2 separate regions of the Homo sapiens genome follow, and region 2 is linked to region 1. A link is a contact called in ENCODE Hi-C or POLR2A ChIA-PET data. All regions are on one chromosome and are shown on one strand. Each heading gives the region's core, a stretch centred on a gene start or an enhancer-like site at or near the end of the contact. The rest is flanking DNA. Distances are from core to core; before and after follow the strand shown. Region 1 has its middle 6.1 kb from the start of LINC02652. Region 2 overlaps WAC (WW domain containing adaptor with coiled-coil).

The links. Hi-C counts contacts between places; a loop is a spot of excess contacts on that map. ChIA-PET counts read pairs that join two places held with the same protein, here RNA polymerase II (POLR2A).
Region 2: a loop to region 1 is called in a map of Caco-2, with 2.3 times the contacts of the local background. The contact joins two enhancer-like sites. A Hi-C loop is called at or near these places in 2 of 168 maps with a recorded cell type or tissue (Caco-2 and posterior vena cava) and 1 of 37 single-sample maps with no recorded cell type. POLR2A ChIA-PET finds 5 or more read pairs at or near these places in 5 of 52 experiments (AG04450, BJ, PC-3 and 2 more).

What each region holds. Positions count from the first base shown.
Region 1 is chr10:28,500,026-28,503,867 of GRCh38, forward strand. No RefSeq gene overlaps it. Among named protein-coding and RNA genes, the nearest start is that of LINC02652, 6.1 kb to the left of the region's middle. Within about 2 kb of position 2,351, at least 3 of the 41 ENCODE cell types and tissues checked have a DNase peak (open chromatin) inside an H3K27ac peak, as active enhancers do.
Region 2 is chr10:28,585,777-28,589,601 of GRCh38, forward strand. The region is part of intron 4 of WAC (WW domain containing adaptor with coiled-coil); the gene reads left to right. Among named protein-coding and RNA genes, the nearest start is that of WAC, 55 kb to the left of the region's middle. Within about 2 kb of position 2,400, at least 2 of the 41 ENCODE cell types and tissues checked have a DNase peak (open chromatin) inside an H3K27ac peak, as active enhancers do.

The DNA.
Region 1 (3,842 bases), core at 1,101-3,600:
GGATTGGTGTGGCGGTAGCCTGTGACGAGAGAGACAGGGATCGGACCGAGAGAAAAAGAGCTGTAGACTTTATTGAGCAGAGTGACAGTACAAAGCTTCCACAGCGTGGAAGGGGTCCCGAGTGGGTAGCCAGTGTTAGATTTTTCATCACCTTTTAAACTCTTTAAGGCCGGAAATACGTGGGATGGGAAGATGTTACCAGAGCGAGAAACAAAGACAATTAATATGTCTCAGATCTTGCGAACCGGAATTGTAACTTAAGTTTTATCTACTTTATAACCTTGCAGCAGCATGGCAAAGGAGACAGGATCTCACAAGACCTTACAAATTGTATTTACAGGGAATTGGAATTGGGAGCATAGATAAGGTCTGCTGGTCACAGAAAAACGGGTTTTTTAACATTCCTTTTAGTTTCAGGGGAGGAGGAAGGGAGAGAGGGAGAGAGGACACAGGGAAGCTTACAGCAAAATTTTTAGTGTTCATAGCTTTCCTGGGGAAGAAAACACATGCACAAATTCTGATGTTAGGAATATTTTAAGCATATATCTTCAATATTATTCATCCAGGACCAAAGTAAGTCCTGATGCAGGAAATGAGTGAGTTTCACAGCTTTCTCAGCCCCTACGACCCAGGAAGCCCAGCTAGCATCTCTGCTCAGTATTTCCACTGAGAGCTAGGCTGATGAGAATAGTGCAGAACTGTGAGTACATTAAAAGAGCACAGCCGGGTTCAGTGGCTTATGCCTGTAATCCCAGCACTTTGGGAGGCCAAGGCAGGGAGATCACAAGGTCAAAAGATCGAGACCATCCTGGCCAACATGGTGAAACCCCGTCTCTACTAAAAATACAAAAATTAGCTGGGTGTGGTGGTGCGCACCTGTAGTCCCAACTATTCGGGAGGCTGAGGCAGGAGAATAGCTTGAACCCAGGAGGTGGAGGTTGCAGTGAGCTGAGATCGTGCCACTGCACTCCAGCCTGGGCGACAGAGCAAGACTCCATCTCAATTAAAAAAACAAAAAAAAAAGATCTAGCAACTGCTACTCATATAAAGAGAAGTAAAATGTGTTTGCTGGAAACTGATGCTTCCATTTTGAAGTGGGTGGGTAAGAATTCTTAATCATCGTGGATTCATTTAGACTCAATTCAGAGTTAATATATTTTAATTTTACACTTTCATTAGTTACTTTTGTTATTTATATGAGCCATTTATGAAATGAGTATCCAAAATCAGCTAACTTCTTCAGATCATTGTTTTGTGATAGCTAATAACTTTCTTTTTTTTTTTTTTGAGACGGAGTCTCGCTCTGTTGCCCAGGCTGGAGTGCAGTGGCACGATATCGGCTCACTGCAAGCTCCGCCTTCCATGTTCATGACATTGTCCTGCCTCAGCCTCCCGAGTAGCTGGGACTACAGGCGTCTGCCACCAAGCCCGGCTAATATTTTTGTATTTTTTTTTAGTAGAGACAGGGTTTCACCGTGTTAGCCAGGATGGTCTCTGTCTCCTGACCTCGTGATCCGCCGACCTTGGCCTCCTAAAGTGCTGGGATTGTAGGCGTGAGCCACCGCGCCCGGCCTTTTTTCATTATTTATTTAATCAAGCTATGAGTAGGAGTTTATATTAGTTATATTTCTTATGGAAGGTTTCTTAGAACGTTACCGCAACTTTTTTTTTCTTTTAACTTTTTTTTTTAGGTTCAGGGGTACATGTGCAGGTTTTGTTATATAGGTAAACTTGTTATATAGATAAACAGTACAAAAAAGTTGGTACAGCAACTTTTTTTTTTTCTGAGACGAAGTCTTGCTCTGTTGCCCAGGCTGGAGTGCAGTGGCACGATCTCGGCTCACTGCAAGCTCCGCCTCCCGGGTTCACGCCATTCTCCTGCCTCAGCCTCCTGAGTAGCTGGGACTACAGGCGCCCGCCACCACGCCCAGCTAATTTTTTTTTAATATTTTTAGTAGAGATGGGGTTTCACCGTGTTAGCCAGGATGGTCTCGATCTCCTGACCTCGTGATCCGCCTGCCTCGGCCTCCCAAAGTGCTGAGATTACAGGCGTGAGCCACCACGCCCTGCCAGTATGGTGTATTTTCAAAAGGAGATAATTTCTTCCCATATCTGAGGGTTTACCCATTTAAATTAGTTTAGCTACGAATAACAGTAAATGCAAAATTACAGTGGTTTATCAAAAAAGCAGATTACTTTCTCACTCACGTTAAAAATCTCTCTAGGGAGGTAGTAGTCTCTCTAGAGGTGACGCGCCGTCCCACGATGCCAGGAAACCGGGCTCTTATCTTTGGCTCTATCATCCTTAGCACATGGTTTCCACTCATAGTCTAAGGTGCGTATTCACGCTCCAGCTCTCACATTCACAATGTAGCCAGAAAGGAGAAAAGCAGGCGGGGCGCCGTGGCTCACGCCTGTAATCCCAGCACTTTAGGAGGCCGAGGCGGGTGGATCATGAGGTCAGGAGATAGAGACCATCCTGGCTAACACGGTGAAACCCCGTCTCTACTAAAAATACAAAAAATTAGCCAGGCGTGGTGGCTGGAGCCTGTAGTCCCAGCTACTCGCGAGCCTGAGGCAGGAGAATGGCGTGAACCCGGGAGGCGGAGCTTGCAGTGAGCCGAGATCGTGCCACTGCACTCCAGCCTGGGCGACAGAGCGAGTCTCCGTCTCAGAAAAAAAAAAAAAAAAAAAAAAAAAAGGAGAAAAGCAGAAGAACCTTTTCCCTTTAAGGATAGTTCCTGAAAATTCCACGCACCACTCCTGCTTATATCCAGCTGGACAGACATGGCCACGTCAAGTTACAAAGGAAGTGGAGAAATACAATCTTTTTCTGGACAGAGAGAGGCCCACTAAAAACTAGGGATTCTACAAAGAAAGAATGGAGAAAAAATATTGGGAGAAAGCCTCCTTTTGACAGAGCTTTTATATTTGTAGTGTTCCACAGGTAAATTTATTCACTTATATAAACGGGTCAATCTTCTTTCGAATATGAAAGTAACTTGCATATAGAAAAACATCCAAAATTTATTTTAGAATTTTGCAGATGAAATCTAGTTTTTCAAATGTTAATTTAAGATGGCCTGTCTTTTTTGATACAGGTAATGTATATTCCTTTTTCTGGAAGTATACTTTGTGATTAAAAAAAAAAAAAGAATCAAAGCCAGATGGAAAACAGCATTGTAAAAGGAAAGAATTCAGTACTACCGCACAGTTTTATACCACCTGGCAAGCAGACAACACTAATATGAATTTGGAACCCTGCCGATGGAGTCATATGCCCCTGCTGGGCTGGGCTGCTAGGACAAGCACCTGCCTATATGTGCCAAGTGTGCTCCCTGCTACGTGCTTTTAATGCAGTGGCCTAAAGGCACATAATGCAGGCCAAAGGTGGGCTTGAAAGAATACTCTCACAGAAGTCACATTATCCCAAAGTGATAACAAGGTTTGATTAATTAGGAAATACTGGACATTTATATGAGTGGAATTATCATATTTCCTCAACACTCTCTCTTTACAGACACTAATGCTTCATCAGCTCAACATAGCATCCATGTCCTCAAAACCTTCCATCACAGTTTTAAACATAAGACTCGGTAAACACAAACAAACAAACATCTTTCAAACATGCATATTCAGATACTATCTTCATAATTTGAATTCCTGCAAGATAGATCAATGGAGTCATGCAGGCTACAGATTAATCCAACGTAGCAACGAATTACTAGGCACCCAATTTTCATGCAGTATTTGAGGAAATATGATAATTCCACTCATATAAATGTCCAATATTTCCTAATTAATCAAATATTGTTATCACTTTGGGATGATGTGACTTCTGT
Region 2 (3,825 bases), core at 1,150-3,649, 86 kb after region 1:
GTTTTTTTTTTATTTTGTAAAACACAAATGCAAACAAAACAAACACCTCATTCAGGGAAGACAAACTTTGATTATTAGGATTTTACAGCAGTGGGTTTAACCCAGTGAAGTCAGAAAGAATAAATAATGGGCGTAGATAAGCTTGAATGATTCAAATCATAAGGGTGTCAGGGAACTTAATTATGTGAGTGAAAGTTGAAGACCATTACTAGAATAGATAAAATGTTTTGTGTTTCTGGAATCCGCGTTCTGGTTTCTCTAGATTTCACCTGTAGGTGCATAAGTAGTGGTCTTTTGCATTATAATGTACCTAGTGGGAATGATACAAACAGCCCTTATGAACTGTAAATTTAATCTTACCTGAAAAGTTGGCTTTAGAGTTATCTACACAGATATTTGGGTATGTGGGTGATTTTTTAAAATCAAGTTAACTATTAAAAACCAAGTTGAAATTATCTTTTATTTTCAGTATCAGATTAAGGCGTTAACATTTAATGTACTTCCCTGCTAAGTCCTCTGATAAACATTTATTGTGGGGTGTTTACCGCAGAGCCTGGCTTATGGTAAAGATTAGGAAAAGCTTGGTGAATGCCTCCTTCACAAAAAAGTCATGGGAATGTTGGGCGCAGTGGCTCACAACTATAATCCCAGCACTTTGGAATGCCAAGGCAGGAGGATCACTTGAGGCTTGGAGTTTAAAACCAGCCTGGGCAACATAGTAAGCGCCTGTCTCTACAAAAAAATAAAAATAAAAAAATAAATAGCTAAGTGTGGTGGTGTGTTCCTGTGGTCCCAACTACTTGGAAGGCTGAAGCAAAGGATTGCTTGAGCCCAGAAGGTTAAGGCTGCTGCGTTGAGCTATGGTTGCGCCACTGCACCTCCAGCCTGGCCGACAGCAAGACCCTGTTTCAAAAATAATAATAATAAAAGGTAAAATAAAAAAATCATGGTATGACTTGTAGATTATTTTAGATTAGTTGTGCATATTTGATTTTTCAAAGGGGGCTCTGAATTAGGAAAAAAATGTTGCTTATTTTTATTTAAAGACACTGTAATTGAGATTTTCCCTTCTAAATATTCTATGCCAATTTTGATTTGCTGGGATGTGCTTAAGTTCAATCCTGTATGAGTTTGCATTCATATTCCAGCTCATCTTGTTATCAACTAAGTATCATCTGCATACTTTGGAGCTTTTGAGTCTTGAGCCAGGCGAGGTGCTTCCCACCTGTAGTCCTGGCTACTCAGGAGACTGAGGAGGGAGGCTCGCTTGAGCCCAGGAGTTGGAAACCAGCCTGGGCAGTATAACAAGACCTCATCTCGGGGAAGAACGGAAAGGAAAGAAAAAGTTTGAGTCTCATCAATATCTACCATATTAAAAATTAAAACTGGGAAATTATTCATTTCATTTAAAATATCAATTGTAAACCCATTATATGGTAACATATGTAACATCTTTGTGAAAAGTAATTTTTAAAAAAATAGACATTGAACATCTTAGTAATGTTTGACTTAATAGAAAAAGACACTTAGAATTTCATAATTTCGTATCTGCTTCTGCATTCAATCTGTTATGATACATCCAGTGTTTTGTTGAGCCTCTGGGTAAACTTCACTGTATGCTTGTGGTAAAATGAGGAAGAAAAAAATAATCATGTTAGTATTATTATGAAAATAGTTCTGGTCTTGTGAAAGGCTGTTGGGGTTCCCCAAGGTTTCCTGGATAACACTTGGAGAGCTGCTTTAGAGCATATATTGGCAACCATCCCAGGCCAAATCTAGAAAACTTTAAATGTTTGCAGGCCTTTCGTTTAAGTCCTCAATATTAGTTACTCTTTTTGTAAAGTTAAGAAATTTGACACCTGCTATTGCACATCGGCATTGTAAAAATTATCCCATAATTTGAAGGGTTTCTTTTTCCTTAACTCCTTGAGGATGGCAGTGGGGTGGAGAAAATAAAGTTATTGGTATGTGATTGTATGCTCTACCCTGGAATTCTGTTAAGTGTAAGGTATCAGCTTGGACTAATCTAGAATTTGATAGGCAAAATCAATGTAGTGTGGTAGACCGGTGCTCGGGTTTGTGAACTTTCTGTCCTGGAGGTTGTGCCAGAATGTTAATCACTTAAATAGAATGTTTAGTTCAGCTGACTTTTTTTTTTCCTTAAAGCACAACTTCTGTGAAAGAAACAGTATGTTTATATATTCAAATGCAAACTCCTTATTTCCTCCAGGATAAGTTGGCAAACCATCACTTGGAAGAGCACTGGCCTAGACCATACTGACCTCTGGTGTCCTCTGTCCACTAGTCTCAAATCTCATTCTACCTCTTCAGTTCAGTAATTCCACATAACCACTTGGCAAGCAAACCAAGCCTTCCAGATAACATCCGTAGAAGGGATCAGTTGCATAATAATTTATGTATAGGGAGGAGTAGGTGGTAGGGAAGAACTTCCTGAATTTGGCCCTTTGTGATTGGGTTCCTAAAGCTTGATTGTAGGCTTCTGGAAGCTAGTGGGATTGAAAATTAACTCTCCACTGCTTTTTGAGGTGTGAGGGCGCAGGGCTGCTTTGCCACCCTCATTATTTTGGGATGTAAACCTGAGCATATAAATACATGGCAGAGTCTGTGATCTTTTTCCAACTGCCTTCAGAATTATTAGGGGAATTTCCAGACTCGGTGTTAATTTAGTGGAAATAATAGGCATTTGGAAACCAGAGTTTTTTGTCCTTTGATAAACCACTAATTAGTTTTGTGACCTATAGACAACTCATAAGTTCTCTCAGCTTGTTTCCTAGTTGTTAAAATTAAAGCTGGGCCAAGGGTAAGGCAGTGAATAAGACTTCATTTCCTCAAGCTTGAAAATTGTGGCACGATACAGTGAACCCAGAAGGATAGGCTATGATAGTATAGTACATTATTTCATTTTTTTAAGTGGTTTAATCTTTTTAAATATTTTTTAATTTTTCTAAATTGACAATTCTACATATTTATGGGGTACATAGTGATGTTTCGATACATACAGTATATTTTTATAATGTTCAAAAGAGTAATTTGCATATCATCTCATTTATTTGTGTTGGGAACACTCAAAATCCTCTTTTCTAGCTATTTGACAAAATATAATCAATGTTATTTCAGTAAGCTCCTTTGAAAAAATAAGGAATTCAACCAGGATAGTTGAGATTCTACCAGATTTCCTGGGGGCAATTAGATACTTAACTAATCTTTGTGAGATTCGTTTCGTGGAAACTAGACCTTTCAGATCTTTCTAATTTCATTATGTTACGTTGTCTATAAAACTACCTGGAAGAGACTGTACCTGAGAATTTTTGAAAGACCATTTTTAGTTATGGGAAAAAGAGTGATACTGCTAATCCTGTATATTACATGAGAACAAGATTCTGGTTTATGTGTACTTGATCCATCTTGTTGATTTTGAAGGTGAAACAAACTTACAGCTTTTAATTAGCTTTCTGTTTATGTTTACATATTTTGGTTCCTTTTCTCACTGAGTAACAGTTAATACAGGCAAGATTGTTCTCTTTTATACCATATATAATTAGTATTGTGCCTTAGAATTTAGAACTGATGATTTCATGCCATCATCTAGTCGAGAGTGCATTCCCCACCCCCATGTTACTGGATTTCAACAATTAAAATTGTGGTGGGAGATTTTGTCATGCTTTCTAAAATCAAGGTGATGTTAATTTCACAGTTTTCTTTCTGTGCCTAACAATCTAATTTTTATTCTGCTTAATTTTGATATTTTATAAAGTTCTGTTGTCTTTGAAGATTTTCATAAACTAAGGTCTTATAAATACTTAC